Linked DNA regions of Mus musculus: all the other regions are linked to region 4. The links are chromatin loops, found by intact Hi-C in ENCODE. Cell type or tissue: gastrocnemius. All regions are shown on one strand.

Region 1 (8,000 bases), 74 kb after region 4:
TACAATTGATAGGTGCTATGAAAAACATGTTTAAAGTTACAAATTACATTTCATGACTTGCACTCATGGTACACTGTCTAGCATAAAATGTGATGTTCTTGTGGGTCTTGTATTCTAATCGAGAGTGATGATAAAAATAAGCAAAGCAGCTGGGCATCGTGGTGTAGGTCTGTCCTCTCAACTGCTCTGAAGACTAGGGAACCAAGTGGCACATCACCTATATTAAAAAAAAAAAAGCAAAGCAGTTATTTAGAGTGTCTTACGGAAGAAATTCAGGCACAGGGTCCAGGGCAGAAGCGGTTGTTGCTGAGTTTTCAAGGTGGTACTGAGGGTAGATCTTACTAGAAGATAAAAATTAGATTATAGCTAAGGGAATTATTATTGTGGCTATCCAAAGAGAAAGCACTTTGTGTGGAGGGGCCAGACAGTACCAGATCTTAAAAGCAAGAACTTGCCTGGAAGTATATGCCTAACAGTGAAGAGGCCACTCTGTTTGAGAGGAAGGAAGGAAGAGGGAAGTGAGGTTCGGGCAGATACTAAGCTCTGAAGGTCATTGCAAGGACTTTGGCTTTTGCTGAAGTGAAATGAGGAGCCATGTGACCTCTTAAAACATTTGAAGTATTTAGGGAACAATTAAATATGAAGATGTGCACATTAGAATATTTATTTTAAAGTCTTAATGTTATAGTCTCATTTTAGCATTCATTCTGAGACAAGTTATATTGTCAATTTACCGCTATCAAACTCCTCCAGGGGAGCAAATAAACATAAGTACAGTTTCCTTTTTTATTATTCATTTTTTCTATAGATGTTTTTTACTTTTGTATGTTCTCAATTACTATCTTGATATCCATTTGAAATCTCTTAAGCTAAGTGTCTCAAGCTTAGGTATACTTAGTGTTCTACAACTTATTAATATTTACTCATTTCTGGTTTTGTTGTTTTGAGAAAGGGCCTCAAACTCATTATGTGGCCAAGGATGACCTTGAACTCCTGATCCTCCTGCCTCCACTTCCTGAGTGCTAGGCATGCACGATTATACCTGAGTATTAATTTTCTAATATGCCATGTTAGTTTTGTTTTTACATGCACTTACATGTTTATTTGTCTGCTCGGTATGTGTGTGTGTATGCATGTGCACAAGCCATGAAACACATATGGAGATCAGAGGACAACTTTTAGAATTTGGTTCTTTCCTTCTGTCATGTGAGTTCTGACAATCAAATTCAAGTTGTCAAGGTTAGTGTTGAATTTGTGGCAATTGTTCTGCCTCAGTCTCTGAAATGCTAAGAATGCCAGTGTTCACTACTACACTTGTCTTAATTCTAAGTGTTCTTGAACAAAATAAATACTGTAGTATCTTGTTTAAAATCCTTTATGATGAAGACAGATAATGTCACAAATGCCATTACTTTGGCATTTTATGAATAAAAATATTCTGAGGGACAATGTATACCATTATGTAATGTCTTTCATTTTCTTTCCATTTAATGAAGTCTTGCTCATTCATCTATAATCTCTCTTCCAAGGGAACTAGAAAGCAGTTTGTCAGTTTGTTACTTGATATTTCTGTGACTTTTTGTTCATTAGAAGATTTGTTTGTTTGTTTATTGTTGTTTTAGATTAGCAGGAGAACTTTGAGTGAACAAGACTAGATTCAGTCTGGGGTAAATACCTGACCAGTAAGGTGTAACTACTTTCCCTCTCTGTGTTTGCAGTGTTTCAAGTGTCTGGTACTGAGTTGGGCACAGATCCTAGTACTTAAGAGATGCTCTTTACATATTTGTTAAACGAGTGCATTTTGTGGCATTTCTTTCATTTGTTTCTTAGAGACTTTGTATGCTGCCCATCCCTAGAGTACTGGTATTTTGAGAGCCTGCCTGCCAGAGGAAGTGGGTAACCTCTGCCTAAAGATATGAGCTGTTAATGGTTAATACCAGAATCAGATAAAGTTATTTTAAAGAGAGGAATTTTCCTAGAGAGACCCCTTCAGCCACATCAGTGGGTAACTTCATACTCTATCATCAGGCCATAAGGGAGTTGAGAAACTGAGAGTTGCACTTGGTAAATAGCCTTTGAATATAATGTCCTGAATTATTTTTATTTCAATTCCTATGCAAAAAAAAGTGACTGGAGACCTTAGGTCTACAGTGATCCCTACTATTATAGACAGATTATGGAGTGTGGAAGCTACCCACTGGAATTTCCAGGGTTTTGTGTCTTAGAGCAAGGAATTGGACCAGGGACACATAAGACAGTGGCAGAAAGACAGGGAGCTTATTAAAGAAGAAAAGCTCAAGTCAGAGCTGGAGAAAGATCAAAGGCTCAAAGCATGGGCCACGGTGGTTGTGAGTCTTTATGGGTCTTTCACACAGCTCCTGCCTTTCCTCACATGTGTATGCTATGGGCTTTTCTCAGACATGTTCTGACTGTCATGTGTATTCTTTGGTGGTGAACATGGGGGTTCCAGTGTTTTTTTCTGTCACTGATTGTAAATCTCTCCACCCTCTCTTCTGCTACAGGATCAAGCTGTAGACTATTTGATTATTAATTGTATTATTTGGGAAGACCTTGAAAACTGCCAAATGATACCAAATATATCAATAGCTTTGACTTTCCCCCCCATGCCTCTGTTATCTCAAAGGCCCGCCACAGTTGTGGCTGGAAGAAGAGGAAGGGTGGCCCCTAAGCTGTCAAAATGCCTACAGCAGCATCATTTTGTCAGTCTTAGGTTTAGTTGGACTGTAGTGAGGATCAGATATCCTTTTGTTTAACTTGTGGTTCCCACACTCAGAAGAGGTTGGTATATTAAAGTGTATAACATTAATAGTCATGAGAAAACCAAAGCTGGGCACAAGTTAAAATGGCAAAGACAAATTTTATCCAGGACTAGCATAACAAAAAGAACCCAGGTACATAGTTGGCCTCTGATTTAAACACACTAGGGATACCTGGGGATTTATAGTCAAGAAACGTGGAGCTCATGGTTGATACCAACATAGGTGAATGTTGGTAGCATCAACCTCACAAGATTCATGCTGAAGGCAGGCCAGCATGAATAGATACCAAAGGTGGGGACTGAGAGATTTTGTAGATAGGGAGGGTGTGATTGTGTATGTGTGGGTTCTTGCTAAACTGCCTTGGCGATTGCTAAACCTAGAGTTTACAAAGATGTGCACACATAGCACATGGGCCAAGGAGAAGGTTCAAAGTCTGACTAAAGTTTGCTTTAAGCAAGGATCTTTGTCACATTGCCCACTGTATGCTAGCATATTTGAACAGGGCTAGGTAGGGTATCATACCTGGACCCAGAATTTTTGCAAGTTTCTCTCTTTCTGTTTGACAGAAATATAAGTTCAGGCCCCAATGCTATCTTGAGGATAGCCCTGCTTCCATCTTGGTGAACCTTTCCGTTTTTTGTCTTTTGTTTTGTTTTTTTTTTTTTTTTTTAATCCTGTGACCTCCAACAGAAAATAGGACAACAGTTTATTGCACATACTGTCCATGAAAAAACAAAACAAAACAAAACAAAACAAAAACCAAAAGAAAGTTTATTCTGAGGCAACTTTGAGTGAATAGTGCTTAGTAACAGAGATTCGGGTTTCCCAGAATTACATGTTCTACTGTGAAAGAGGTTTACACGCAGTCTTATAGCCATAGAACAAAAGACCATAAATCAATACATTTGCCAAATATAGCGGAAAGGACATCGGGGAGGTAGGCTACAGCATAGCAGGAAAATCTCCAGCTGATGATACTCTTCTTTTGAGCACTGCTGAAAAGCCAGTCGTTGGCTAAGTTTAACAATACATTCCAAACTTTTTACATAACAGGCACAAAGATCTTAGGTCAGCTACAAAGGTTGGTAATAAGCAGTTTTTTTAAAGAACCTAAAGATAGTCCAAGATAATCTTGGTTACTGATCATCATCTCTCCGTAATGGTAAAGTTCTAGACAGTCAGTCACTTTGTACAGTCTTCAACAAAGATGTAATTTTCCCAGTAAACGTGAGTTTACAGTAGAAAGAAGACACTAGGCTTGCGCTTTTAGGGGCTGAATCGCCTGGGATGGACGAAGCTTTATGCGGCCGGGAGGGGTGGAGTTCAGAGAAGCTGCACAGGGCCCTCCTCGCTGCATTTGTCCCGCCTTCTTCCTCTCATTGGCTGAGATTCTCCACGCATCACGTCGGCGACCCCAGCGTGCCCTCCCGGTGGGGCGGGACTTTAGGCGCTCGAGGCGGGGACGGTGCGCACGCGCAGAGGAGCGGGTCTGGGTCTGGGCGGGGGAGGAAGGGGGTGGTGTTCCCGGTTTCCCGGGTTACCTGAGGGGGCGGGGGTGAGAGCTCACGCTGGCCTGGCAGCCTTGGTGAGTCGGGATTCTCCTGCACCGGCGGGCGAGAGCGCGCGGCGGACCACAGAGCGGAGGTAAAGACCGCAGCGGGCTCCTTTAGAGGGTCAGGGTCTCGACCTCAGCGGGGCATGGCGGGAAGGTGGCGGGCCGCCCGGGCGGGGTCGTGCCGCGCTAAGGGAACGGGGTGGTGCCCGGAGCTCGGCCCGGCCGGGGTTCGCTTGCCTTCTGAGCTCTGCACAGTTGCTGATTGAGGCGGACCCGGGCCCCGAGGGCTGTGGCGGCGGCGCGGACCCCATAGTAACTTTACTTACCGGCCGGCTGGTGCGGCGGACGGTGTCCTCAGGGGGCGCTTCACCTCGGGAAGCGCTTGTCCCGGACCGCCGCTACCCTCAGCCTGCCCGGTCCTTCCCAGCAGGTGACAGCGGGAGCTGACAGGTTCAGGGCGTCTCACTTCGCGCCGCGGGTCCATCTGTCATTCCCCACCCTGGTGCTTCGGAGTCCTTGCTGTCCCTTCCCTGCCCGTGACACCTGCTGCGGGACTCTGCAAACAACCCTTCGTGGTTCGCGCGCACCTCTGGAGCGGTGGCTGAGATGCTAATATAATAGGGACGTGACCCAGGGAGATTTCCTCTGCCACCGGAGGCCAAGGGTTCATGATGGAGGGTTGGAGCTCAGGGAGTCAAGAAAAGTGTCCTCATCCAATCCTCAGAGGGATAAACAAAACAGCAAAACATCCTTGATGGAGAGAGAGAGAGAGAGAGAGAGAGAGAGACAGAGACAGAGACAGAGACAGAGACAGAGACAGACAGACACAGCTCTTGCTTGGTAGTTGATGGTGTGAGAAAAAAATTTTAAGGTGTTGACTCGTGTAGAACACACATTTGTGTTGAATTCTGGCCAGTATTTCCTTAAGGATCAAATTCATTGTGCATTTTCTCCAGGGTTTGTTTAACAGGTTGATATGGCACATTAATTTGAGCTTTTTCTTCCTGAAAGGCATTTGGCTGGTCTGCCTTTACTTTTAACTTCCACACCTAGTAACCTTATACTAATAAAGATGTTGGCTCTTAGCTTTTATTATGTAGCTGATTGGTAGGGGATATCTGTATTTACAGAGCATTGCAAGTAACTTTTCTGCTGCTCGTTGCTGTCATCCACGTTGACACTAACACATACAGATATTGAGAGACTTTGGAAGATAGAGGACGTAAGGGGGAGATGAGTTTCTGTTATTTAGTTTCCATTAAAATACTTCCCAGACAATAAATTGCATATAGAGCATATGCATTTAGTAAAGATGTTTAAGTACCTATTGTGGACCAGACACGTTTTATAAACAGATAAATACCCCCTTTCTTGGGTCATACATATTCTGGAAGAACCTCAGACAATAAGTAAGAAGAATATGTCCTTGTCAGATGATGTTAAAGGACTTAGAGAAAAAGCAGGGAGAAGACAGAGCCAGAAACGGGCTGCAATTTGATTAGAGGTAGTTAGGAAAGGCCTTCTGGAAAAAAAATTTGATAACCGGAAGGAAGTAAGGGGTGATCCATGCTCTTTTCTGAGGGAAGGATATGCAGTGAGAAAGCCACTTGCAAAAGCCCTGAGGCAATAGTGTGGAGACTGGAGTCAGAAGAGAGCTGAGAGGCGGGTCTGGCCGTGTTGGAGCCAGTTAAGTAAGAGTCGTAGAGTACCAACAGATTAAAAGGGTGAGAGATCAGATTGTGAAAGGCTTTATAAGCCTCTGTAGGGAGAGGAGACCTCTTTTTGATTACAAGCTGATATAATCAAACTTGATTTTCAAAGGAGCCATATTATGACTAATTGGAAAATATACCACCATTTGGGGGAAGGGATAGCAGAAACAGAAGCAGAGATACCAAGTAATGAGGCCAGAAATGATTTAGGAATTTGTGGCTGTGGTGAGAGGTTATTGACTTTTTAATACATTGTGTATAGAAATGTAGAGGACAGCAACAATTTTGTCTTTAGCAAGAAAGATAGACTAGAATAGGGAGGTACTGAGAGCTTTCTGAGAAGAATAGGCTTGGTAAGGAGGTTAGGTTTTAGGGGATAAAATTAAACACCCAAGTGGAGATTATTCGTAATAGACATTAGTGACTTTGCATTACAGGAATTTTTGTGTTTCTTGACTATTCCAGCTTAACCATTTTGCCCATAAGTGGACAATTTCCATTCCATGCTTACTACTTTTTTTTCCTCCCAGTGTTGGGACTCAAACCCAGTGCCTTGAGCATGCTAGGAAAGTTCTCTTACTAAGCCCTTTCTTTCTCTGGCTCTGTTTTTAGTTCTTTTGAACCAACGTAGTCATTTATGTTCCCAATGTAGCTCTGGTTTTATTTGCTTGGATTTAGTCCATGTGTTTGTTAGTTTTAGTTGTAGAAAAAGCTGTACAGAATTCCAGAGTATTTTTTATAGTCTGCTGCTATATTCAACTTGAACACCTTTCTCTGATTTTTTAAAATTATTTTTAGATGCCTGTTAAAAAGAATTTAAGTCCCAGAAATATTATCAAATGTGGCTTTTCTTGGCCATTTGTGAAATTACAATGTAAGTGACCTGAATTTTTGAAATGATGTTCTATAAGCAACAAAGAGATTATTTTAATTCTTTTGTTTTATTACAGATGACTTGAAATAAACTATCACATTCTTAATGGAGATTTTTAAAATATCACAATATAAAGTATTAGGCCAATATACTTTGATCTGTAAGGCTTGCTGGAGCATCTCTGTAGTCCCAACTACTTGGGAGGCTGAAGCAGGAGGATCACATGTTCAAGACCAGCCTGGACATTTAACAGATTAGTGGGACTCTGTCTCAAAAATGAGAAAATGGGGTTGAGAATATGGCATGGTGGTAGAGTACTGTCTGGCATATACAGGGCCCTGGGTTTGAAAACAATAACAAAATACTTGTATCAGAAAATATGTAATCCTGAGGTCTATTCTTTATAATAAAGAACCAGAAAAGAACTAATACTTTATAATAAATTTTCAGCATATCTGTCCCCAATTAGATTGGTAACTGTAAACTGATCGTGGAGTCAGTGAGGCAACTCTGTTCTCATTGGCACTACTTTTTCACTGTTGCTTCTCATCAGTGCTTGTCCTTGTGCCTCTTAATTTCCCTGGCCTTGCTTATAATAATTGAGAGAGATATGATACATTCGGAATTTTTGAATGCTTACTAAGTCTAAGCACTGGAAAGAATAGAATAAGGAAAAAAGTACCTAATAACATGAAATAGTAATGCTTAAAACCAGATGTCTTGATTAGTTAAGAAAGAAATAAAATTATTTTCCAAAAGGATAGCCATTGTTTCATTCAAACGTTAGTCTTTGAAATTGAAACCCACAGTGGTGAGGAAATGGGAGCTTCCAGCCATTTTAAAGAAATGGACAAATGAGATGAGCACTAGGGTTTCATGCACTTAGTCATGCTTATAAAACTGTTTTTACCGATCTTTGAAAAGTAAAGAGTCATTTCAATAGTGGACTACTAATTGGTAATTGAGGAATGGACTATAAGATCATACAATGTAATTATGTTATGTGTAGAAAGCTAGCCACCCCCAACACACACACACACACACACACACACACACACACACACACACAATCACAGTCC
Region 2 (8,000 bases), 320 kb after region 4:
TTCTGCTTTAAATATAAACCAATCCTTTTGTCCTGGGTGCTTTGAGGCCACACTGTCTCTGTGCCTACTTCTGGATGCAATAATTGTGGCTTTGGGTTAGCCCTGCCCAGACTTTGACATTTGGGGATGCAGATGCACCTGGGAACCTCCCACTTCAGTTCAGATTACATAGAAACAAACCAATGACAAAGGACAGGAAGGAACTGGGGATGTTGCTCTGTGGCTGGGCACCTGCCTGGCATATGTGAGGCCCTAGCTTCACCTTCTCTACCATCAAATATAAACCAAAAGGACAGGTAGTATCTCTGGGGGTCAGAAGAGGGCAGATAATGGCTTAGCCATTTAGAAAACTTTGAAACAAAAGAAACAACAGAGGCAGGAACCTGGGCTGGGACTATGGCTCTCTCCAGTGCTGAATCTGCTGATGCTGACAGCCTTCACACCATCAGTACCACCCCCACCCCCACCATCACCCCCACCACCACCTACATCCACCATGGTCATGTGAGGACAATAACAACTTTCTCATAAGAGCTCTTGGATATATCCTGAAAAAATAACACAAGTGGATAGCATTGACTGATGTAATGTGCTCAATAAGCAAGCATTGGCTAGTGATTAGCTTTGCCTCTGTAGCAATTACTATGGAAACAGGACCCTACAGAGACTTGGGATTTGGAGCAAAACTATACCACTGTAAAGATATACTGAAGAGAAGAAAGAAAGCATCACAGGTCATCTAGTAGCTGGCATCATCCCACTCAGCCCCTTGGCACACTGTGACCATGCACTTTTCATGAAGAATACAATTCAAAGTGCCCATTCTGCAAGTGCTGACCTCACCAAGACTTTGCTGGGATTCGCAGAGGAGGATGAAGTCAAGCCTGTGGTTATGATTGCAGACTCCAGAGTTGCTATGTGCAGAATAGCTATGGACAAAGATGTTGGAAGGATTAATGTGTTTGTCAAGGCCTATCAGAGATCCCAGCATCCACCCAATGGAAACAAGTCACTGCAAGACTCACTGTTCACTGGGACTTCACTCTCTTTTTAGCCACAAACCAGCAGTGCTGTGCTAGGCTGTCTTTTCTAGCTTGTACCTTCTGGGTTTGTGACAGTTTGTAGCAAGGGACTGAAGTGAACTGTTCACTGCAGTGCCAGGTCATACACGGCTTGCAAAGGGCAGGGGGTGCTCACTAGTCTTCTGGCTGGGCTAGGGTTGTCCAGATGCCGCACTAGCCCAATACTGAAGATGAGGATAGTTTAGACATCATTTTGGGGGTCCAGCCAGTAGGGAGTCAATTGGTATGGCTGCGTTAGCTAATTCCAGGTACTGTAGAAAAGAAAAGGGGGTCGGGCTGTGGGGTGTGGCTGGGTTGAGAAGACAGTGCAGTTGACCAGAGTTTAATTCTGACAACTCATGTACAACAGAGCCAGGCCTCTTCCTGTGATCTTCTCACACTGAAGAGACCAGACAGGCACGTGTTCTCAGGACCCTTCTAAAGTCATCTAATCCCAATGACCTCCCAAATGTTTTCCCTCCTAATGCTGTGACAGTGAGTGGAAGGGTTAAAGTGAAACTGGGACAGACAGGAACTCACTAACAGTGGCTCCAGGAGCCTGCTGAGGTCCAGGTGTAAACTTTTTGTTTGGGTATTGTTGCGAGTAGAATTGTACTCCATCACAAAACTACATGTTGACAGGTTATGCCTCAGTACCTAATGCTATGGGTGAGCATGCAGAAGGCCCTACATTCCTTCCTCAGCTTCCAAATAGAAGGAATAAAAATAGAGAAGAAGGAGTGGAAGGATGGAGAAGAGGGAGAAGAAAATAAGGAAGAGATGGGATGGAGAGATGGAAAGAGGAAGTTAAGGAGAGAGGATGGTCAGGAGGCAGAGGGAGCGGCTGTACGTGAGGGCTCATGGCTGTAATCTTAGTACTGTGGGTACTGAGGTAGGAGGATCTAAAGTTTGAGACCGGCCTGGGTGACAAAGTGTAACCCTGCTAAGAAAAAATTTTAAAATAAATAAAAAAGTGATTAAAGAAATAATGAGTTTTACATGAGATCAGATGGGGAAGCCATAATCCTATCCGACTGGTGTCTTTATGTGAAGAAGAGGAAAAGGTGCAGACATGTATGGAGGGTCATAAGAAAATGATCATCTATAGGCTAAGTCCCCACTTTTCCTTCAGAGGTGGATTAATTTGGATTTATGAAATGAGTCCCAAGAAATAGAATTCATCAGAAAAGAACATGGGCTGGAGACCACAGAAACAGCCTAGCCAGGCAGATACATAGACACAAGAGCTCTGTCCTGAGACATCAGGGCAACCTTGTGACCAGAACAAGGAAAGACATATGGCCCTAGAACATGGCAGGTTCACAACAGATGACAGCTGTACATCCTAGATAGCCTCAATAGGAACACTGGAGCTTCCCATGAGGCCAGGGATGCTTGACCACAGGTCAGAACTGAGCCCAGCTATGGGATCCTGACACAGCGTGAGAGAATCCCTTCTCCATGGACAGCCACAGCCTCTGGGAAGTCTCTCTGCCTGCTATTAACGTTTCTGAGGCCTGTTGCTGAGACTAGGCCCAATAGAGAATGGCTTAGAGGGGACTGATTACTGCAAGGGACAGAATCCCCAAAGGCCAACAAGCTCGCTGTCTGTAGATACCAAGTACCTCCAGGGAGGAGTTTCAGGGGTCACAGAATGCCATGCTTCCTTTCAGAGACACAAGTTTCAGGTTCTAACATGTCCCATCTTCTTGAAAGCTGGCATTTGATATTTTGTGAACATCACCTGGGTGAGCTACAACTTATTTCTGAAGAGGGAAGTCTTCCAAGGCGTGAGCTCCTAAGTCTCTTGACTTAGAGTGTGGTTCAGTAGTATAGCATTTGCCTGGCATGGGCAAGCCAGCTTCAGTCTCCAGCACCATTTTTCCATGATCAAGTCATCCCAAGTGCAGACCAACTGTATTAATAACACCATAATGTCCTATCATTTACATGCATTAATGGTACATGAAGCTTTATAGTCCAACAATCATGAATGTGTTTTGTTAGAAAATAGAACCCTTCAATCCTGTAGGGAGTAAATGGAATTGTTTACCCATACACTGAGGACTGGGGCTGCAGCTCAAGTGGCAGAGTACTTACCTCACATACACAGAGTCCTGGGTTGGATTTCCAACGCCACATAAACTGGGCATCGGGTACAAGTATATAACCCCATTACTTGAAAGAGGGAATCAGGAAAATCCACAGTCCATGGTCATCCTCAACTACATAACAAGTTCAAGGTTGTCCTGGAATAGATGAAACCATGTTAGAAAAAGAGAAAGGAAGGAAGGAAAACAAGCACATTGTGCTTAAGCCTTCTGAGTATAATAATTATATCCAAGTATGTGATTAATTAGTTTGGGATTATGTTGAGTCAGGTATTTATTTCTTTTTTTTTTTTTTTTTTTTTTAAAGATTTATTTATTATATGTAAGTACACTGTAGCTGTCTTCAGACAAACCAGAAGAGGGCGTCAGATCTTGTTACGGATGGTTGTGAGCCACCATGTGGTTGCTGAGATTTGAACTCTGTACCTTTGGAAGAGCAGTCGGGTGCTCTTACCCACTGAGCCATCTCACCAGCCCCAGGTATTTATTTCTAATAGACACATTTTTAGCATCTAGATAACAACAATCAATTCCCAAGAATTTATTTGCTTACCAAAGTCTTTATTAACTTGTGTATCATTAATGTGAATTTGGGGCACATGTTTTAGTTCCACACAGATATTTACATTTTAGAATATATTTGTTTACTGTAGCACCAAATGCTGTAATAAATCACGGCCTTAGCTTTAATTGAGGGCGGGGGGGGGGGCTTTGAAAAGCAAAATTTCTCTAAATATCCAACCAAATGAAGCATGACCAAGGCAATAAGTGTTAGGGCTGAAGCATGGCCAAAGCAATAAGTGTTAGGGCTATCTTTAAGACATATTTGTCATATGGCTTGAGGGATGCTTAAGATCACTGGCAACTCTTATGGATGACTTGGGGTTAGTTCCCTACACCTACATGGCAGCTCACAACTGCCTGTAATTCTGGTTCCAGGAGATTCTGCGCCCTCTACTGGCCACTATAGGTACTGTATGCATGTGGTACACAGACATACATCTAGGCAAAACATAAAATAAACAAATCTTTAAAATGTATTTGTTTTTATAGTTTTAATCTGCACTGTCCACCAAAAGTGGACATGGTCCACCATGCGTGGACAGTCTGGTCCCCAATGTAGCAATGTTCATGGGTGGGCCTTGGGGGAAGTGAGGGTCAGGAGGGATTCGAGCTCATGTGTGGTCAGATTCATAATGTGCATGGAAGGGGGGGGCTGGGAGAGAAGCAGAAGTGATTTTTGAGAACAGAAGCTTGGAAAGAACAAAGAGAAGGCCACCAGGTGTTGTCTCTACCCAACTAAAAAGAGCAAAGAGGGTTGTCATAGTAACAACTGTGATCAGTATAATGCATGTGTCTTAATCAGAGTTTCTATTCCTGGACAAAACATCATGACCAAGAAGCAAATTAGGGAGTAAAGGGTTTATTCAGCTTACATTTCCACATTGCTATTCATCACTGAAGGAAGTCAGGATTGGAACTCAAGCAGGTCAGGAAGCAGGAGCTGATGCAGAGGCCATGGAGGGATGTTACTTACTGGCTTGCTTCCCCTGGCTTGCTCAGCCTGCTCTCTTATAGAACCAAGACTACCAGCCCAGAGATGGCACCACTCACAAGGGCACCTCCCACCTTGATCACTAATTGAAAAAAATGCCTTGCAGCTGGATCTTGTGGAAGCACTTCCCCAATGAAGCTTCTTTCTCTGTGATAACTCCAGCCTGTGTCACAAGTTGACACAAATCTGTTGTAGGCATAAGCCGGCCTGCAGCCTACATGAACCTGGTATTTCTGGAAGACAGGCTGGGGCTGAAAGAGACTAGACTGTGAGAGAAAATAGTGAAGCCAAGACAATTTTTTTTCTCTGATCAAGGCCCACAAGTTTACTAAGAGACTGTGCTTATAAGGGTAAAGGCCCATCCCCCTGCCAGTCCATTCTTGGTGCCTGGAGCCAGCCTGTAGGTGACATGCAGGATAGGATGTGTCTCCAGAATGTCTAAAGGGTCTCTCAGCAGGTAGCAGAGTCTCGGGGAAGAGCAGCGGTAGTTGACATAACAATATAGCCATCTAAGTAGGAAGGCTACTCCCCAGGTGATCTCATATTCAGTGGCAGCAAAGTCTGAATCAGCCTGCTTCAAGGCAGGGGGAGGCTAAAATTTCCCCCCTGGTTATATAATAAAAATAGCTGGACCGAGACATAAAATTTATTTATGCTCCATAATCCTGCCTGGGAGTGATGATGGCTGGCAGCCGCGCCTGGCTTAGGAAATCTCAGATTTTCCCGAGCCATTCTTATCCATCAAGGAGTATACATGCAGCTTGTTTGTGTTTATTTTACACAAACATGGCTCTGTGGTGTATTATTAACAAATCACGGCCTCTTGGCATGTACCTCTGTCTTAGATTGATATGGCTCCGAAATCTGGTTGTCCGTCATTGACTGTCCGGCCCTCATAGCACACTTTATTCCCAAAACAGAACAAAGCCACAATATATACTTAATATGCTTCTTCATATTGATGAATTTCTGCCACCTGTGCTTGCTGGAGGCGAGGCTGCAGGCTTGCTGAAATCAGGCTGTAAGGAGAGACTGACCAGCTTGAAAAAGTCGAGATAGTTGAAAAGCAACATGATAAAAGCTTCTTTGGGGAAGTCCAGGTACTTTATTCAGTTGCAAATTAGCAACGATCAGGCTCAGACTCTGACCTCCCAGTGTGGGGGAGGTGACTTTGAGAACTAACAGAAAAGCCAAAAATTCTCTGAAAGTGGAGGCTGTGCTCCAAATTAACGTTTTCGACTAAAAGGGATTTTTAGCCGTCAATGAGGTTAGAATCATACTTACTAGAAGATTCAGGATCTGTGTTCACTTGACGAACCAGTCTTTCAGGCAGCCATCGCACTCCATCTTCTTTTTGTGAAAAAACACAGACAGAACCTCTTCCCCAGATTAAAACGGGGTCTGGACTATTCCACGAATTAGTTAATGGGTCCCGCCATTTAACCATGGCATAAGAACTGGAAGTAACTGGATGCCAGTGGCGATCTGCTGCAGACTGACCTTTAACATCAGTTTGCAAAAAATTTTTAAATGAACAAGATGTGCTTTTGGTGACTTTTGGGGGTATAACTGCCCCTGTTTTGTTTTTAAAAGCCAATCTTTCAGAGTGCTATGAGCACGTTCAACAATTCCTTGTCCCATGGGGTTATAAGGAATTCCAGTTTTATGTTTAATACCAATTTCCTTACAAAATGAAGTAAAATTGTTGTGTGGCATTAAAGGCTTATAAACAATGATCAATTACATTTCTAGAGGCCTCTCTGGCATGTAGAGAAGCAAAAAGAAATCCTAAACAAGTGCCAATACAAACATGTATATATTTTAATTTTCCAAATTCCGCATAATGAGTTACAACCATTTGTAGCAATTGATTAAGTATAAGTCCTCAAGAATTAACACCATTATGTGGAAACAGGTAGGAACTGAGGACACTAAGAACAATTTTTTTACAATTTGATATGCACATTCTCTAAAAATAACAAAATATTATCTTAAGTTTTGATTATATAAAGAACGAGATTATATGGCCAATTATTCTTATGTAAGGCCTATAATCTGCCTGAGATATAAATATAGTATGGCATTGCCTTAAGGTCTTGTCCAGGCAATCTAGAACACATTTTGAAATGTCCAAAAACAGTCTTCTAAAATAACAGCATTTTTTCTTATAAGTTGTATATGCATAAACCATTGCAAATTTGAGAATTTATAGTATCTGAGAGATGAACAATTTTAAGCAACTGTAAGTTCTGAGATATATATTGATAAATATACAAATTAAAGTTTGATTATTCAACATTTTAAAATATCATCTACAGCACACAATTTAATTATCTATGCTGAAGCAGGAGGAAACTCAAAAGAATAAGCGTGTGATTCTTCACATACACTTTTCTTCCCTAGAAGGGCTGTTTTTAAACACAGTAAATGGGATGCATGCATGCATGAATTTATAGAAGGTACAAAAGCATGCATAAAAACAATTTTTAACTTATCTTTAGGATAGTGATTATCAATTTTATTTAAAATGATGGTATGCAATAGGCCAAATATCAATATTCTGCAATAACCAATTAAATTGCTGTTTGGAACAAGGAACAGACACTTTGCCAGGTTCTTAAGACACAGGTTTTTTTGTCATAGGTTTTCTAAGATATATGAATTTCTCTTACAAGCCTTTATTAGCACCATAGCGGCCTTAATAGGATGTTAAAACTTTACTTTGAGGTGAACGCCACCTCGGCCTCCCCTGCTGCCAGCTTACTGCTCAAGCCGAAGAGGCTGAAGTGGCCAGCCAGGAAGCCCACGTAGAGGTGGTAAAACACCCTGAGCCCAGCAGGAAAAATATGGCCACCCTCAGCAGGGACAGGCGGATTGCCCATGGGGGCCATGGTGCATGACCGATGATAAGGCCACTTCAGGCCCGTCGCTGAGTCCACTACAAAGGCACCCACTTCCTGGCGCCCTCCTGTGCCATCACCACTCAGGGAAAGCCATGCTGCCACTGCCCCCCACGCCCCACCTTGCAGCAGCCAGTAGCTGGCCGATCGGCGTTCCGCATAGGCCAACAGTCGGCTGGGAGGTGAAGAAAGATGATTTTTCATTAATGTTTTCTCTTGCCAAAGAATTGCTGTGGGCACATTTAATAACCATAACTAAAATAAGCAGCTAATATTTAATTACCATTGAGTATAATTGATAACAATTATAAAAGCTTCCTTTATTTTCTGGAAAGCCTTTTGTTCTTTACTAGTGGATGTTATCTTGAACATC
Region 3 (8,000 bases), 97 kb after region 4:
ATATTCCTTTTTACATGTTATTTTTAAATTACATTTATTTATTTGTATATGTTGGCGATGTGTATCCCATGACACATGCATCCAAGTCAGAGGACAACTTGCTGGAGTCAGTTCCTTCCTTCTACCTTGTGAGTTCCTGGAATCAAACTTAGGTCATCAAGTTTGGTGGCAAGCACCTTTACCTACTGAGCCATTTTGCTGACCCAGTGTTTTGTATTCTTAATCCAGTACCAACTAGATGTTCTGTAATTATAAACAGGAAGAACATGGAACCAGGCTGGTGTGTTAAATTAGTTCTTGTCACTGACAAATGAGACAAATAATTTAAAGGAGAAAGATTTATTTGTGTTTGTGGTGTCTTATGTCTCACTTGATGGTTATCTGGTTTCATTGCTTTTGTTCCTGAGGTAAGGCAGAAAATCGTGCCAGTAGGATCATATTAGAGAAAGGCTATTTACTTTGTAGTAACTAGGAAGCAGAGGTAACAGGAAGGGGTCAGTGCCAAGATACCTACTTTAGGGGCATATCCTCAGCAACCCACTTCCTCCAGCTAGCTCTGCCTTCTACAATTTGTTTTTACCTCCTGATTGTCATTGAACCTTGACTGTATCAGTGGATTGAACCAGTGATTGGGTCAGAACCCTCCAGATCCAATTCTCTCTGGAAAACGCCTCAGATATACTCAGAAGTTCTGGTCTCACAGTTCAATAAAATTGCCAAGATTAGCCACCACAGCTGGGATACAGCAAATTGAGGTATGGGGTTCAGGCACATGAGAAATGACTTAGCAGGTAGAAGCATTTGCCACATGAGCCTCATGACCTGAATTCAATCCTTAGAATGCTTGTAAAGGTAGAAAGAGAACTGACTGTACACAATTGTCCTCTGACCTCTACATATATGCCATGGGATGTGTGCATACATGGTTTGGATGAGAATGATTGCCATAGGCTCATATTTGAATACTTGGTTCTTGATTGATGAAACTGTTTGGAAAGAAGAGGTATGGACTTGAGAGAGGAGATACGTCACTGGGGGTCAGAGTAGGGAGGTGAGCTTTGAAGTTGGAGAAGACCATACCATTCCTAGTTAGCACTCTTTCTGCCTCCTGCTTGTGGATCAGATATAAGCTGCTAGATTCTGTTCCTGGGCCATGCCTGCCTGCCTACTGCCATACTCCTAGTCGTGATGGCCATGGGCTCACCCTTTGAAACCGTAAGCCCCAAGAAACTTGTCTGTAAGTTGCCTTGGTCATAGTGTCACTTAGCAACAATAGAAAAATAACAAAGGCATATGTTCAAATACAATAATAATAAAATTAAAATAAAAAATAAGTTTGTAAGGTTTAAAGAAAATATAAATAAGATGCCATGGATATAGACTCTGGAAACAAAAGTAATCATATAGCAGTCATAGTGTTTTTAATGGAACAACTGGAAATACATGAAGGACAAAGAGATAGGAAAATAAATGAGGCAAATAGACTGATTTTAAAATAGCATGTGCAGAAGGAAGAAGGATATGAAACCATATAATATTCATAAACAAGACTCAAAAACACATTCTACAAATAAATTGTTAACAAACTGACCCTGTAATTGAATTCAAAGAATAAGAAAAAGTTCTCAGCTTCCATTCTTCGTTTTCTCTGACTAGGAGAGAATGATCTGTAGGCCGACTAATGAAGATGAAAGTAAGAAACATAAAAGAAAATTGAAGCCCAAGGCAAGAGAGGAGATCTAGGACCTCTGGCTAGTCTAGATGAATTCACACCTCATGGTCAGATTCCATGCAGATTTGTTAATGTTTTGGCTAAACTGGTAATCTTTGAGGAATTGCAATAAACATGAAAACTTGTAAGAAGCTGTGGAAGTGCAGTGTTTGAAAATTTAAGGGAATGCAGATTCCATAGATTTTAGTGAACTTGACATTATTCCCACAAAATTCTAGAGATGATCTTAAAATATTGGTAGATATTTACACACAGGAAAGGCGAGCAGTAATGTGCCTCAGTTCTCTACGAAGAATTCATTCCAGATAATATAGCTCACCCTGCCCCCTTTGATGGCAGGTACAGCTACAGCTGTACTGTATCTAGATTTCTGTGGGATGTTGACTGAGTTATTGCTGCACTGTTCACTAGTGGTGTGGCCTGCACCTACTCCCTAATTCTCACAAAGATATGTGTACTCTTGCATGATTTCTTGTTCATTCCTGTCTGTTTTATTTCCCAGAGCTTATAATAATGTGTGATCAAGACTGTGCACCAAGATACTCAAGGCAGTCTTTAAGTCTTTGGATTTTAAGTATTTTCAAATAGTTGAAAATCACTTTTATTTTTTATTCCTTGTTATTAAAAATAAAGCCCGTAACTAATGAAGAAACATTTTCTCATGTCTTATAGGTAAAACTAGAGCTAAACTATACAGATAGATAAACAGAAACATCTTATCACCCTGAAGCACAAAATTTCCCTTAGCATTCTGAAGGAGCTTTCATTGTATTATACACAGAAAACTTTGAGTTTCATTTCAAGAATTCAAACAAAACAAGGAATTTGAGAATATGAATTTTGGTGGGAATTTATCATTATTTGGTTTTGGTATTTTGAGTTCTCCTATATCTTCAAATACCATTCACCCTGCTAGGAGAGTAATAAATTGGCTGTCTGTAAGAACATTGAGCTATATATGGGTGATAGTCTACCATTCCCTCGATTTCCCTGTTTAGAAGACTGATACTTGTCTCATTCTCCTTTGTGGTTAATTTGTCTCTTATCTGGAAGTAGGAGTTGGAAAAGAAAGAGTGCTGTGATGAAGTTTATAGCTCTATATTCCAGGATTTCTTTCTTGAAGACTCAGTTCTTAGAGCTAGGCATTTATTCTTTATTTTACTTTTTTTTTTAATTAAGAATTTCCAAATTGTGGACACTTTGCCTCTTCTTAGAATTGGGAACAAAACACCCATGGAAGGAGTTACAGAGACAAAGTTTGGAGCTGTGTCAAAAGGATGGACCATCTAGAGCCTGCCTTATCCAGGGTTCCATCCCATAATCAGCTTCCAAACGCTGACACCATTGCATATACTAGCAAGATTTTGCTGAAAGGACCCAGATATAGCTGTCTCTTGTGAGACTATGCCGGGGCCTAGCAAACACAGAAGTGGATGCTCACAGTCAGCTATTGGATGGATCACAGGGCCCCAATGGAGGAGCTAGAGAAAGTACCCAAGGAGCTAAAGGGGTCTGCAACCCTATAGGTAGAACAACATTATGAACTAACCAGTACCCCGGAGCTCTTGACTCTAGCTGCATATGTATCAAAAGATGGCCTAGTCGGCCATCACTGGAAAGAGAGGCCCATTGGACACGCAAACTTTATATGCCCCAGTCCAGGGGAACGCCAGGGCCAAAAAATGGGAGTGGGTGAGTAGGGGAGTGGGTGGGAAGGTATGCTTTTGGTATAGCATTGGAAATGTAAATGAGGAAAATACCTAATAAAAAGTATATATATAAAAAAGAAAGTTAAAAAAAAGAGTTTCATGTATGCATATATTGTTTTGATCAGTTCCACACTCTATTCCCTCCTTTCCAACTCCTCCCTTATCTGCACCACTCCTATTCCCTATGCTCAGTTTTCATATGCCCTGTTTTTCTCTCTTTTTTAAAATCCCAGAGTCACTTAGTGTTGCCAGTGTACATAGATGTGGAGCCCTCTGCTGGAGCATAGGAAACCTCTTAGGTGCTGCATCCCTGAGGCAAAGTGACTGAGCCTCCTAGCAGTCATCATTGCCTGTAACTCTTCAGGGGAGGAGCTTCCTGACCACCTCCCCTCTTCATGCTGGGGTTTTGTCTGCATTGATCTTGTGTAGGTCTTGATTATTCAGTCACAGCCACTGTCAGTTTCTCTGTGAAACTTTCCTGTTGTATTGTGGAAAACGCTGTTTTACTATAGGCATCTGTTGCTTCTGGTTCTCACAATCTCTCTATCTCCTTCCTACATCCCTGAGTCTTGGGAGGAAGGGTGTGATACAGATGTCCCATTTGTGGCTGAACAATCCGCAATCTCATATTCTTTGCATATTGACCAGTTATGGGTCCCTGTGCTAAATTACTGTCTACTACAAGCTTCTCTGATTCCAGTTGAGAGATGCACTAATTTAGGAGTTGGTGCTCTCTGTGCTAGATGTGTAGCTTTGCCTCATTCTCAGCTTGGGTGGTCGGGTGGGGTTGCCCATTGGGTAGTACTCCCTGTATAAGGTGTGGGGCTCTGCCCCTTTCCCAGGTGGCAGGTTATTAGGGGTCAGCAGGTGAGTGGGTAGGCAAAGCTACCTGTGAGGTGGTTCTCAGAGGTCCTCTGCTGGCTAGGATTTCTGTGGTTTTGGGATTACAAATAATTAATTGACTGTTACTTGTATCACATACAAAAACAGGCTACTGATTTTTTTATCAGAACTTTATTAACATTATTTGATTATTATTGCCACTGATGTATTTGTATCTTCTTCTTATAGGTGAAGCCTTATGCTGAGACAGTTTTATCTAGTTCATGAACCCAAATTATATACAAGCTGAATGTTACAGAAGTGCTGAAAGACTGGTGAGTAACATAATAAATATTAACAGTTAGAAGACTTGAGTCAGGTAAAATTTTGGAGCTATATAGTTAAAGTAGACAGATTCTTCCTAGGAAAGTGTATATGCAGATTGCTGTGATTTAGTATAGCACATACTGCTAGGCGATTCAAAGCAGCGGCTGTCAACTATGAGTCATAAGCCCTTGGGGTTGATGACCCTTTCTAGGAGCTGCATATCACATATCCTGCATATCAGACATTTATATTTATGATTCCTAACAGTAGCAAAATTATAGTTATGAAGTAGCAACAGAAATCATTTCATAGTTAGGAGCTGTTAATAAAGGTTGAGAACCACTGGTTTAAAGGAAAGAAAATAATATTAACAGGAAAAGTGCTTATAAATACCTACGACACACTTTCTATATAAAAGTTTTATGTAGTAAATATTTTCATAGCCGTAAACATGTATACACTATAAAAACATGGATGGTAATGATAAGTATCAGCCGGTGTGGGTGTAGGTTTCCTGTGATGTAATCGTGGTTCCTGTGCACACACATATGTATATTCACAAACTTAACTCAATATCATCAGTGCTACCATTTACAAATTCTGGGTGTTGGCTACAATCTCATGTTACAGATCTTTTAAAAAATGCTTGTGTGTAGTTTATGTGTATCCTTTGTATTTGTGCTCACATTATGTTTCTGTATACTTTTCTGAGTATGTGAAATATTGGAAAAGTTTAAGAAAAATATGTGGTTGTCTTTTCAGTTGATTCTCAGAATGGATGGAAAATATTCAAGTATATCGAACATTTAACTTGGGAAGTAATGTACACAATGTACAACATAGAAATAGAAAAACCTTTAGTGCCATATTAGTGTTGTGCTCTATTTGTGTTAATGTGATTAGGATGGACCTTTTGTAAGAATATTGCATAGAATTTATAACTTTGGCATTTTGTAGATAGTGGTAACTTGTTGCCCAGCATAGTAATTATAGTCAGTGATGATATATTATATTCTTTTAAAGTGTAAAACCATGGGCCTTAGTGTTCTCATAAGTGTAGCATAATTAAACTCACTAATTAACTTGATTTAACCAGTCCAGAGTGTGTGTAAGTAGATATATGTGTATTTAAAATCTTGTGTTACATGCAATAACTAAAATTTTGTCAGATTAAAAAAAAAGCAAGAGAGCTAATGTGAAAAAAAGCTGTTACATGTATGAATGTTTTTCTTGTATTTATGTGTGTGCACCATGTGCATGCCTGCTGCCTGCAGAGGCCAGAAGAGGGTGTCAGACCCCTAGGAACTGCAGTTACAGAAGGTTCTTAGCTGTCATGTGGGTTCTGGGAACTAAACTTAGGTTCTCTGCAAGAGCATCAACTATTCTTTTTTTGTCTTTTATTAGATATTTTCTTTATTTACATTTCAAAAAATTTCCCCTTTCCAGGTCTCCCCTCTGGGAACCCCCTATCCCGTCTCCCCTCCCCCTGCCTCTATGAAGGTGCCCCCACTCACCTACCCAGTCCCGCCTTCCTGCCCTGACATCCCCCTACACCGGGGCATCGAACCCCCACAGGACCAAGGGCCGCTCTTCCCACTGATGTCCAACAAGGCCATCCTCTGCCACATACACGGCCAGAGCCATGGGTCCCTCCATGTGCAGCAACTATTCTTAAGTGCTAAGCCTTCTCCAGCCTTCCAAATTACTTCTGACCATAGATAAAGCTATTCTGAAATTCTTTGAATATACATTTGTGATTTTGTTTTCTGAATGTTTATACATTTTCCCTCTATATTCATCCCTGTGTGTTTTACCTTGCTGTTTTCCTTAATCTTAAATGCCATATTGCCTTTTATTTGGCTAAAAGTGGCAAAAGCTCAGCAGCTGAATTTCTGCACTCACCTGACAGGAACCACCACTTCCAGCACTGACTAAGTGGTTTCTGGAGGGTAGACAGTGACGGCATTGTATCAAGAGGAAAACTCTGTGTTGTATTTTATCCTATAGCTTAATATTTATTTATTTTCATTTTATGTGCATGAGTATCTTTTCTGCACACATGTGTGTGTTTGTGTGTGTGTGTGTGTGTGTGTGTGTGTGTGTGTGTGTATTCAAGTTGGGTGTGGTAGCACATGCCAGAAGGAGACCTTGAATCCCCTGGAACTGGAGTTACAAGGCAGTTGTAAGTTGCCATATGGATTCTAGGACTGAATCTAGGTCCTCTGCAGGAACAGCAAGGGTTCTTAACCACTAAGCCATTTCTGCAACCTCCAGTTTATATTGTTAAAAGAGCCATTTATCTGTTTTAAACATGTAAAGCAAGAACCCTTTCCTAAGTAATGGTTTATTATGTAAGAGAGAAAGTCAGACCCTCCCTGAACTGCCACTGCTCACTAGTGTCTTCTCCCACGCAGTGTCATTTATGTCTGCCTACTGTGTTTAGGTGTTTCAAACCTGGTACTAGCACTGTCATAGGAATTACCTAATAAGGTCAGAGCTATTCCTGAGAATAGTAGAGAGCTAGGAACTGAAATATAGCAGTTTTAAGTAAGTCTACAGAAATCACATATATTAAAAGGTAAATGTACATTTTTTTTTAAAATTCTCATATCCTGTTCATTTTATAGCTCTGTCATGAGCACGGACAGCAACTCATTGGCACGTGAGTTTCTGATTGATGTCAACCAGCTTTGCAATGCAGTGGTCCAGAGGGCAGAAGCCAGGGAAGAAGAAGAAGAGGAGACACACATGGCAACTCTTGGACAGTACCTTGTCCATGGACGAGGATTTCTGTTACTTACCAAACTAAATTCTATCATTGATCAGGTAACGTCATATCAGACAATTGTTCATCAGTATGTTACTGTTGGTCATCGATTAGTAACTTCCTGATTTCATACTTCCTCAGAATCTCTTTGTGTTAAAGTGATTGACACATTATGTATCTTTCACATTACTCCAACAACAAAAAAATAGCCCTATTTGTGAAAATATTATTTATTTGGATACTTTAAAAACTGAAACATATTACAATTTCAAATGGCCATTTTTCTAAACAGGTTTTGTATATAGGCTTTTTGTAGTTGATTTGAACACATCAGTCATAAACTACAAGTCACCAATATTACATTGTTAATACATTAAGGAAATAAATAGAAGCACTTCCCTTCGGTGTCATTTAACCAAAATCAAGGCCAGATTTAGATTCTCTACATAGACATGTTCTCTATGTCTTCCACCCTTTGTCTATTGCATGAGTATGAATCTGTGACTGCCTAAAGTTTGTCTTGTGAATCTGTCTGTGTCTGTGTGTGCTGTCCCTAGCTGTGTGCCTGTCCCTAACAAAGGGTTTTGTTCTGTCTTCATTGAACATCACAGAAGGCATCCCATGGGGAAGGAATGAGGGATGC
Region 4 (8,000 bases):
GTGTTGATGCCCAGACTTGACCTCAGACTCTCAATCCTCCTGCCTCAGCTTCTTGGGAACTGGGATCAAAAGCATATGCTACCATAGCATAATGTTGGAGCTAGTTCATGGTGGAAAAACAGAGACTTAATGGTTGACAAAACCTAGGGGACATTACCTAAGACAAAACCTAAGGCTTTACCTAAGACGCTGTTCATTAGCCACACAGTTCACAGAAGAGAATGGCTTTAAAATTAATTATATCCCAGACCCTTTATTTTTTTTAACACAAGAACTCATATAGCATACTAGCCTCAGATTCTCAGTGTATCTAAGAATGGCTTTGAACTTCTGATCTTTCTGTCTCTATCTCCTTGAGTATTTGGGAGCACTCAAGTACTACCCCAGGCCCAGTTTAGGCAGGGCTGGGGATCGAATCAACCACCAGGGTTTCTTGAATGCTAGGCAAACAATCTACCAAAACAGCTATTTCCTAAGTCTCCACTATTTTCCTTATTTTAGTCTCCACTATTTCCTTACTTTATTTCCTGCCCCAGTGTGGAGATAAGCTGCCACACCCTTCTTCTCTCCAGAAAGAGGAAGGACACTTCCTGACCGGTACAGGGCATGGGACCTGATCTGTTTCCATTTCACCAATGGGAGGTGCTACTACCCAGAGTCCCCATAATGGGAGGTGAATGGTCTCTGAGTTGGACTGAGGAAGGGGCCCAGGTAGGACTAAGGTTCTCAGAGCTCAGTGCTACAGAGCAAGGAATCTATACTTGAGATGTCCCTGTGACACTATGTCCTCAGTACTAATAACGAGTACCTATCTGCCTGCCTGTGAATGTTGTTTGTAGGAGATACCCTGTACAAGAACTAAAATTCAGTGTTTTATTCTGGCCATCGTTCAGTGTTCTATCCAGAGGGCATATAGGAAGATGCTAGAAAGAGAATCTCCAAGACCTATCCCTCCATCAGAATCAGCAGCTGTCTTGGGCCCTTATACAATATCCACCTATTCTAATGAACAATACTTGAAACACCCAGGAGAGAGTGCGGAAGAGGCTAGTCAGTTGCAGTTAATTTCAACCTTAGTCAAGCGTACCATTTCCAAACAGCTTAAACCATGGCAGGAAGATCTTGGGGCAGTAACATATATTCATGGTCTGGTTTACTGGACTCATCACGGGAAAATGATGGATGGAGAACTCTGCTCTCCAAACATCTGATATATTCTAACACAATTTGGCTATGCTTTTTAAAAGAAAAAATTTTAGTAATCCTTTAAGACGTTCATAGGCGAATGCAACATATTTTGCTCATGTTTACTTCTCATTTCCCCTGCAACTCCTCCCAGATCCACTCCCATGCTATCCCAACTTCCTGTCCTCTCCTTTTTTGTTGTTTTAAAATTACCCATCAAGTCCAATTCGTACCGCTTTTATATTCTTGGGTATAGGTACAACCACTGGGACAAGATTGATCTACTGGGCCCACACCCTTAAGGAAAAATTACCTTTCCCCCAGAACCGCCAATAGCTTCTCACATCAGTCAGGGCTTGGGTTTATAGGCCCTGCCCTACCCTGTGCTGAAAGACTGACTGGCTTGGTTCCATGAAAACATCAAAAGAAGCAAAAACTAGATGTGCATCAAAGCAAGCCATCAAGAGAACAGAAGGCGACCTACAGGAAGGAAAAATGCATTAGTCTTTTTGTTTGTTTTTGTGTTTTTATTTTTTGTTTTTAATTTAATTTTATTTTTACGCTCCATATTTCATCCCCCCCCATCCACTCTCCGTCTGCTCCACATCCCACACCTCCTCCCCCCTCCACCCGTCTCCACGTGGATGCCCACACCCCCCTACCCCACTTGACCTCTAAACTCCCTGGGGCCTCCAGTCTCTTGAGGGTTAGGTGCATCATCTCTGAATGAACACAGACCCAGAAGTCCTCTATTGTATGTGTGTTGGGAGCCTCATATCAGCTGGTGTATGCTGTCTGTTTGGTGGTCCAATGTTTAAGAGATATCGGGGGTCCGGATGAATTGAGACTGCTGGTCCTACAGGATGGCCTTTCTCCTCAGCTTCGGGTCAGCTGCTTCTGTCTATTGGTTGGGTGCAAATATCTGCATCTGACTCTTTCAGCTGCTTGTTGGGTCTTTGGGAGGGCAGTGATGATAGGTCCTTTTTGTGAGGTCTCTATAACCTCAGTAATAGTGTCAGGCCTTGGGACCTCCCCTTGAGCTGGATCACACTTTGGGCCTGTTGCTGGACCTTCTTTTCCTCAGGCTCCTCTCCATTTCCATCCCTGTAATTCTTTCAGACAAGGAACATAAAGATCTTTTGCAGCTCAACAACCAAGAGAACAAAGTTCAAAGATGAATGGTGGATCTGAATAAGTATTCCAGTAATGAAGATATACCATTGGTCAATAAGCACATGGAAAGATGCTCAAGGCTTGGGATGCTGCTCAGAGGTACAGCGATTGCTTAGCACGCACGAGACCCTGGGTGTGACCCCAGCTCAGAAAGAAATGTCCTTATCATTAGTCATTAAAGTAATGCAAATTAATCCCAAAACTTGACGCCATCTCATATCCAGAAGGCTATTTTTAAAAAGGGAACTGCCAAGAAAGATATGGGGAAATGAAGTCTTTGTACATTGCTGGCAGGAATATAACATGGTATAGGTCCCATGGGAGACAAAATCCGGGACTGACCACACGATCCAGCCATCCATCCCACTTCAAGCTGTGTCCAAAGAGCTGAAAGGAGGGCTGGAACAGACACGAGCAAACAAATCTTCCTTGTTGCATTCTTCATGGAGGCTGAAAAGTGGAAATGACTCACAGGTCTGCCAACATATGAGACATGTTATCTGCAGATACTGCACATACATACAGCCTGGCTGTGAAAACAAATGGAAGTTCTGCTACATGCAACAGCATGGGCAAACCTCCAGGACATTGTGCGGTGACAAACAGACCAGTGGCTAAGGGACAGGTATTAGATCATTCCACTTACTTGAGGAACTTAGAATAGGCAAATTAAAACAAAACAAAACTGGAAGTAGATTTTAAGTCACCAGAAGGTAGAGGGAGGAAGAATGGAATTATTAATAATTAGAGTCTTCGAGGTGATAAAAAGCTTTAGGAAATAGGTTGGGGAGGGCTGCATCATTTTTAAAATGTAGTTAATGACACTGAAGTATGCACTTAAAATAGCTACAAGGGAAACTTTTGAATTATATATTCTCTTTTGTTTAATTACTTTGTTAAGAGCTCATCGTGTAGCTCAGGCTAGCCTCAAACTCACAATTTTTCTGCCTCATCTCCCAGTTCTGGGATTAAGGCCTGTGCCATGGCACCAGTTCTGTAGTACATACATGTATACAATATGTATACATGTTTATATATTACATAACAATATTTTACTATAATTTAAAAATTGTCATGTACAGCCTTATGAGCTTTGCATATTTATTATATTATATTTATATTGCAATAAAGTTGTTTTGTTTTACTGCAAAGCCAAATTTCCTAGTTACCTAAAAAGGGCAAAATACTGGTCTGGGCATTGTCGCAGCTGACTAGTCCTATGAAGACTATGAGGCTTTCCTTAGGATCCTGTCAGGAAGGGACTTTGCAGATGACCTGTCACTCTTTTCTTTCTCCCCACCCACCCCCTCTCTCTTGTGAGACAGGGTTTCTCTGTGTAACCCTGGCTGTTCTGGAACTTAATTTGTAGACCAGACTGGCCTTGCTTCTGCCTCCCAAGTGCTGGGATTAAAAGCGTGCACAAACTTTTATTATTATTTACATTATATTGTTATATTATATTATTATTTATTATACTAATAATATATTTATTTTAAATTTATGTGCATTGGTGTTCTGCCTGCATGTATGTGAAGGTGCCAGATCTCATGGACTTGAAGCTGCAGACAGCTGTGAGCTACCATGTGGGAACAGGGAACTGAACCAGGGTCCTCTGGAAGAACAGCTAGTGCTCCTAAATGCTGAGCTACCTCTGCAACCCCAACAGGCCGGCTCCCCCGACTCCCAACCCCCATGGCCAGCTTATTTTAAAAACATGGATTCTGGGGATCGAACTCTGGTCTTCTTGTTTTGTTTGGTGTGGGGGATGTAAGCTTGACTAGCTAGCATGTGTGTGGAGCCCTGGGTTTGACCCTTAGCTCTTAGCTCCGAATCCTGTAATCCAAGCACTTCGGAGGTGGAGGCAGAAGGATCAGAAGTTCAAGGCCATCCTTGGCTACACAGTGAGTTCAAGGTCAGCCTGGGCTTTGTGCGATCCTGGCGCTGGGGATCCAACCACAGTTTCGTGAATGCTAGGTAACTAACTACCAACGGAGCTACAGCCCCATCCGTGCGATTTTTAGAGGCTTCTCGAACAAACCCATCTGAAGATCACAGTTCTGAAGGGGAGGTTAAGGATCCTTTAGTAGCAAAACTATCTCTGTTCATTTCCTCTTTCACCAGGGTGTGGAGCTCAAAGGCCACAGCCAAAATCTTAGAGGAGTTTAGCAAGAAAGAGGGACATCTACAAAGTGATCCTTGTTAAGATGGCACAGAAATTAAGACATGGAAGTGCCAGAAAGCTCGAGAACTTTGAGAATGGCTTCTTGGACACTTGCCTCTCAAGAGGGGCACCGATGAGCATAGAGAGCATTCAGCCTGTTTTCAGCCTAGCTAGCCTCTCAGTTGAAATCTCGCTGGTTTGCCAACGCAGTTCCAAATGTGACCACAAGAGGTCAGAGCCGCTCAATGCACGAAGCATCACAAGATGACCTTAACTCATGCTGGTCACCTCCCAAAGGCCGACCTGTAAAACATAAAGGTGGAGTTAGTTATTCTGAAACTGCTCCATGCCTCACAGTGGGGGTTAAACTCTGGAAGAAGTTTAAAAGGGATAAACTTTTATCAAAAGTGGCCACTCCCGTGGGAAGTCACCTTTAACAGTGAACAAGAATTTGAATGAAGCTTGCTAGAAATAAAATGGCTTGGCCCGGACGAGTATGAGACCTTCGGAGACTGGCACTAGAAACACACGTTAGCATCTTATAAATACAACATGTTCTTCAAAGTAGTGAAACTGGGTCAACAAAGCCAGAAAGAAAAATAGGCTGTAAGTCTCAAGTGTCACTTGAGAGCACACTCAGGTGTCACCAGTTGTATACTAGGAATTGAACCTGAGTCCTTGTGCATGCTCGGCAAACACTCTACCACTGAACTCCATTCCTAGCCCAGACTGCCGGTGTTCTTAGTATTAGGTAGGACCATCATTTGATGGTGACAGTGCAGAGGGCCTTTTGTGATGATTCTTCAGCTCGTAGAAACCTCTAACCTTCTGGTTGCTTTGACTGAACCAAATGAAGTTATTTTTTGTTTTTTGTTGAGACTGAAAGATCCTGACAGAATGTAAAAGGTCACAGAAGCCCATTGGCAAGATAGATGTCAGTGTTAGCAGAACTAGCTTCACTGATTTAGAAAAATAGAGGTGCACAATGCTCTGGCCACTCCTTGAATCTGTGTGTCTGCCAATGTTTTGACCATTCCTTGACTCATGTGTGTGCCCACTGATGAAGCCCATTGCCAGGTGTTTGTGATATTGGTGGCTGAGAAAGAGTCAGAAAATCTCCCCAGCAACCACAGCCCGGCCAATCCTGAGTTGCTGCACCTGCACCAGACTCTTTCCTTGTACCCCTCCCATACCCATTTCTTGAGAATAGACATTGTTTAGTTCTGGAATCCCCTACTCCCCCCACTTCTCCTTTCTTCCCGAGGGCCTATAAAAACTGGGACCTCTTTCCCCTCGAGGTCGACTCCTCTACCCCAGCGTGGGATATGAGTTGTCCCCAGAGCTCTGGCTTTCCCCAATAAAGCCTCATGTGGTTTGCAACAAGCTCGGTCTATCGTGAGTTCTTGGATGTCTGCTATTGTCCTGAGGCCTGAGCGAGGGGCTCCTCTGGGAGTCTTTCAAGACCATTGGTTCCCTTCTGACTGTTTCCTCTTTTGTGGTCAATATGATGGTAGCCTCCAGCTGGAGGACAGTCTTGGGGCAAAGTACTGCATTGCATCGAGGACACTGTGTGTGTGTGTGTTTGAGCCTACCCAAGCCAGAGATTGATGGAGCACTTCATAGTTTGTCTTTACAAGTCTACATGAATTTTGTGTTCAAGTCCAATAGTAACTGATTAATTACGTTAGTTTATTTGACTAGGCTCTCCTGCAGCCCATCCCTCCTGGATCTCTGTGTGGCTGAGGATGACCCTGACCTCCAGGCCCTCCTGCTTTCTCCTCCCACGTGCTGGGGTGCTGGGGGCAACCAACAGAACAGTTTTATAATAAATGTAAAATACCACATATTTTTCAACAATAAATTTAAAATGTTTATGCATTTGTGTGTGTGTGTGTGTGTGTCTGTCTGTCTGTCTGTCTGTCTATATACACAGTACTCACAGAGGCCAGAAGAGGGCATAAAATCCCCTAGAACTGGAATTAGGTGATTGTGAACCTACCAATATGGGTGCTGGGAACTGGCCTCTCATCCTCTGGAAGCTCTTTTAACCACAGAGTCATCATCCCTACTCATAAAATGCCATTTTAACCCCTTAACATTTGCCTTGGGTTGAATTGTAGCCTGCCAAAAAGATAGGCATGGCTTTAACCCCAATACTTCACAATGTGATATTTAGAAATAAGGTCTTTTCAGATATAGTCAAATGAAGATGAGATCATGGGATAGGCCTTAACCCAACTGGACCAGGGTCTTTGTTAAAAGAAGAAAGTGGACTCAAAGATAGTACACACAGAAAATTTCTTAAGAGAGGAAGACAGAGATAGGGTGATATAAATAAGAGGTATGGAGACCCAGAGATACCTGCAGCCTAACACATAAGTCCCCTCACAGCCTCCAAAGCCACCCTGCAGCATCTTGACCTTGAACGCTGATATCAAAAACCAGGGAAATACTCTTCTGTTGTTTAAGATGCCCAGCTGTGGCTTTTTGTTTCAGCACCTTCAGCTGACTAATACACTAACAAAAACACTGAACCTTAAGGGGGATAGACCAACTTCATCCACTGTTGCCGACTGCCACCTCAGTTGATGCCCATCTCTATAGAACACAGCTGGTGTGTATAGATGCTTGAGAGGTTGGCGAGAATATGTACCTGAAAGCACTTTACCAATTCTCAAAGGATGATGGGATAGTCAGCTGTTGCTAAGAGGAGGAAGGTGGGGCTGAGAGCGAACTCGGTTGGTAAAGTGCTTGCCACTCAAGCCTAAAGACCTGAGTTTGATTCCCAGATATCACATAAAAGAGCCAGCAGGAACCAGGCAGCGGTGGTGCACTCCTTTAATCCCAGCACTACATAGGCCAAAGCAGGCAGATCTCTGTGAGTTTGAGGCCAGCCTGGTCTGTAGAGTGAACAGCCAGGGCTACACAGAGAAACTGTCTCAATAAAACCAAATAACAAAACCAAAAAGTGCCCATAATTATATAATCATAGGCAGAGATAGGCTGACCAACCAACTCAGCCAAGCCTTATTGGCAAGTTCAAGGCCAATCAGAAACCTTGCCTCAGAGAACCTAAAGTTGACCATTTGATCCTGCCTGCAATACACCCCCCCCACACACAGCCTACACACACACACCCACACACACCCACACACCCCCACACACCCACACACACACCCTACACACATGGAAGGGACTGGGGACTGAGGATACCATTTAAGTCAGGAAAACAACTGACTTAGAATTCTGCCAGGGGCCTTCCCTGCCACCTCTGTAACTGCTCCAAGTAAACAGGGTCCAAGTGCAGGGTGCTCCAGCTATAGTTCATGAAGATGAATTTAGAAGAAGCTATATCCTGTTGAAGGTGGATATTGATCACTGAAGCCCAAGCTACTTGGACACCATGTATCCAGTGGAAAGACAACAAACAGAGATGCTCAGAAAACAAGAGCTCCACTTGGGAGGCAGATTTCTGAGTTCG

The links. Hi-C counts contacts between places; a loop is a spot of excess contacts. Peaks named below come from ENCODE experiments on the same cell type or tissue, not always from the same donor. Only the 100,000 strongest peaks of a DNase experiment are listed, where the experiment ranks them.
Region 1: a loop joins it to region 4, with 4 times the contacts of the local background. A loop is called at or near these places in 8 of 42 quality-filtered maps.
Region 2: a loop joins it to region 4, with 3 times the contacts of the local background. A loop is called at or near these places in 5 of 42 quality-filtered maps.
Region 3: a loop joins it to region 4, with 8 times the contacts of the local background. A loop is called at or near these places in 31 of 42 quality-filtered maps.

The regions. Positions count from the first base shown.
Region 1 is chr13:13,586,073-13,594,072 of GRCm38, forward strand. It overlaps Lyst (lysosomal trafficking regulator), which reads left to right and starts at 4,337. Exons shown (of 53, transcript NM_010748.2): 1 at 4,337-4,424. It overlaps Gm30836 (a long non-coding RNA gene), which reads right to left and starts at 5,129. Exons shown (of 2, transcript XR_382086.4): 1 at 4,662-5,129; 2 at 1-217. In gastrocnemius, a CTCF peak has its summit at 4,678; DNase peaks (open chromatin) are centred at 4,241 and 4,731; H3K4me3 peaks cover 2,598 bases; H3K27ac peaks cover 1,683 bases.
Region 2 is chr13:13,831,249-13,839,248 of GRCm38, forward strand. No RefSeq gene overlaps it. Among named protein-coding and RNA genes, the nearest start is that of Gng4, 51 kb to the left of the region's middle. In gastrocnemius, a CTCF peak has its summit at 4,130 (motif pointing left); no DNase peak of the experiment used is centred here.
Region 3 is chr13:13,609,330-13,617,329 of GRCm38, forward strand. Lyst (lysosomal trafficking regulator) reads left to right here. Exons shown (of 53, transcript NM_010748.2): 2 at 4,513-4,598; 3 at 7,218-7,416. The coding sequence starts at 7,225. Among named protein-coding and RNA genes, the nearest start is that of Gm30836, 22 kb to the left of the region's middle. In gastrocnemius, a CTCF peak has its summit at 3,712 (motif pointing left); a DNase peak (open chromatin) is centred at 3,729.
Region 4 is chr13:13,512,314-13,520,313 of GRCm38, forward strand. No RefSeq gene overlaps it. Among named protein-coding and RNA genes, the nearest start is that of Lyst, 74 kb to the right of the region's middle. In gastrocnemius, a CTCF peak has its summit at 4,740 (motif pointing right); a DNase peak (open chromatin) is centred at 4,742; H3K4me3 peaks cover 220 bases; H3K27ac peaks cover 876 bases.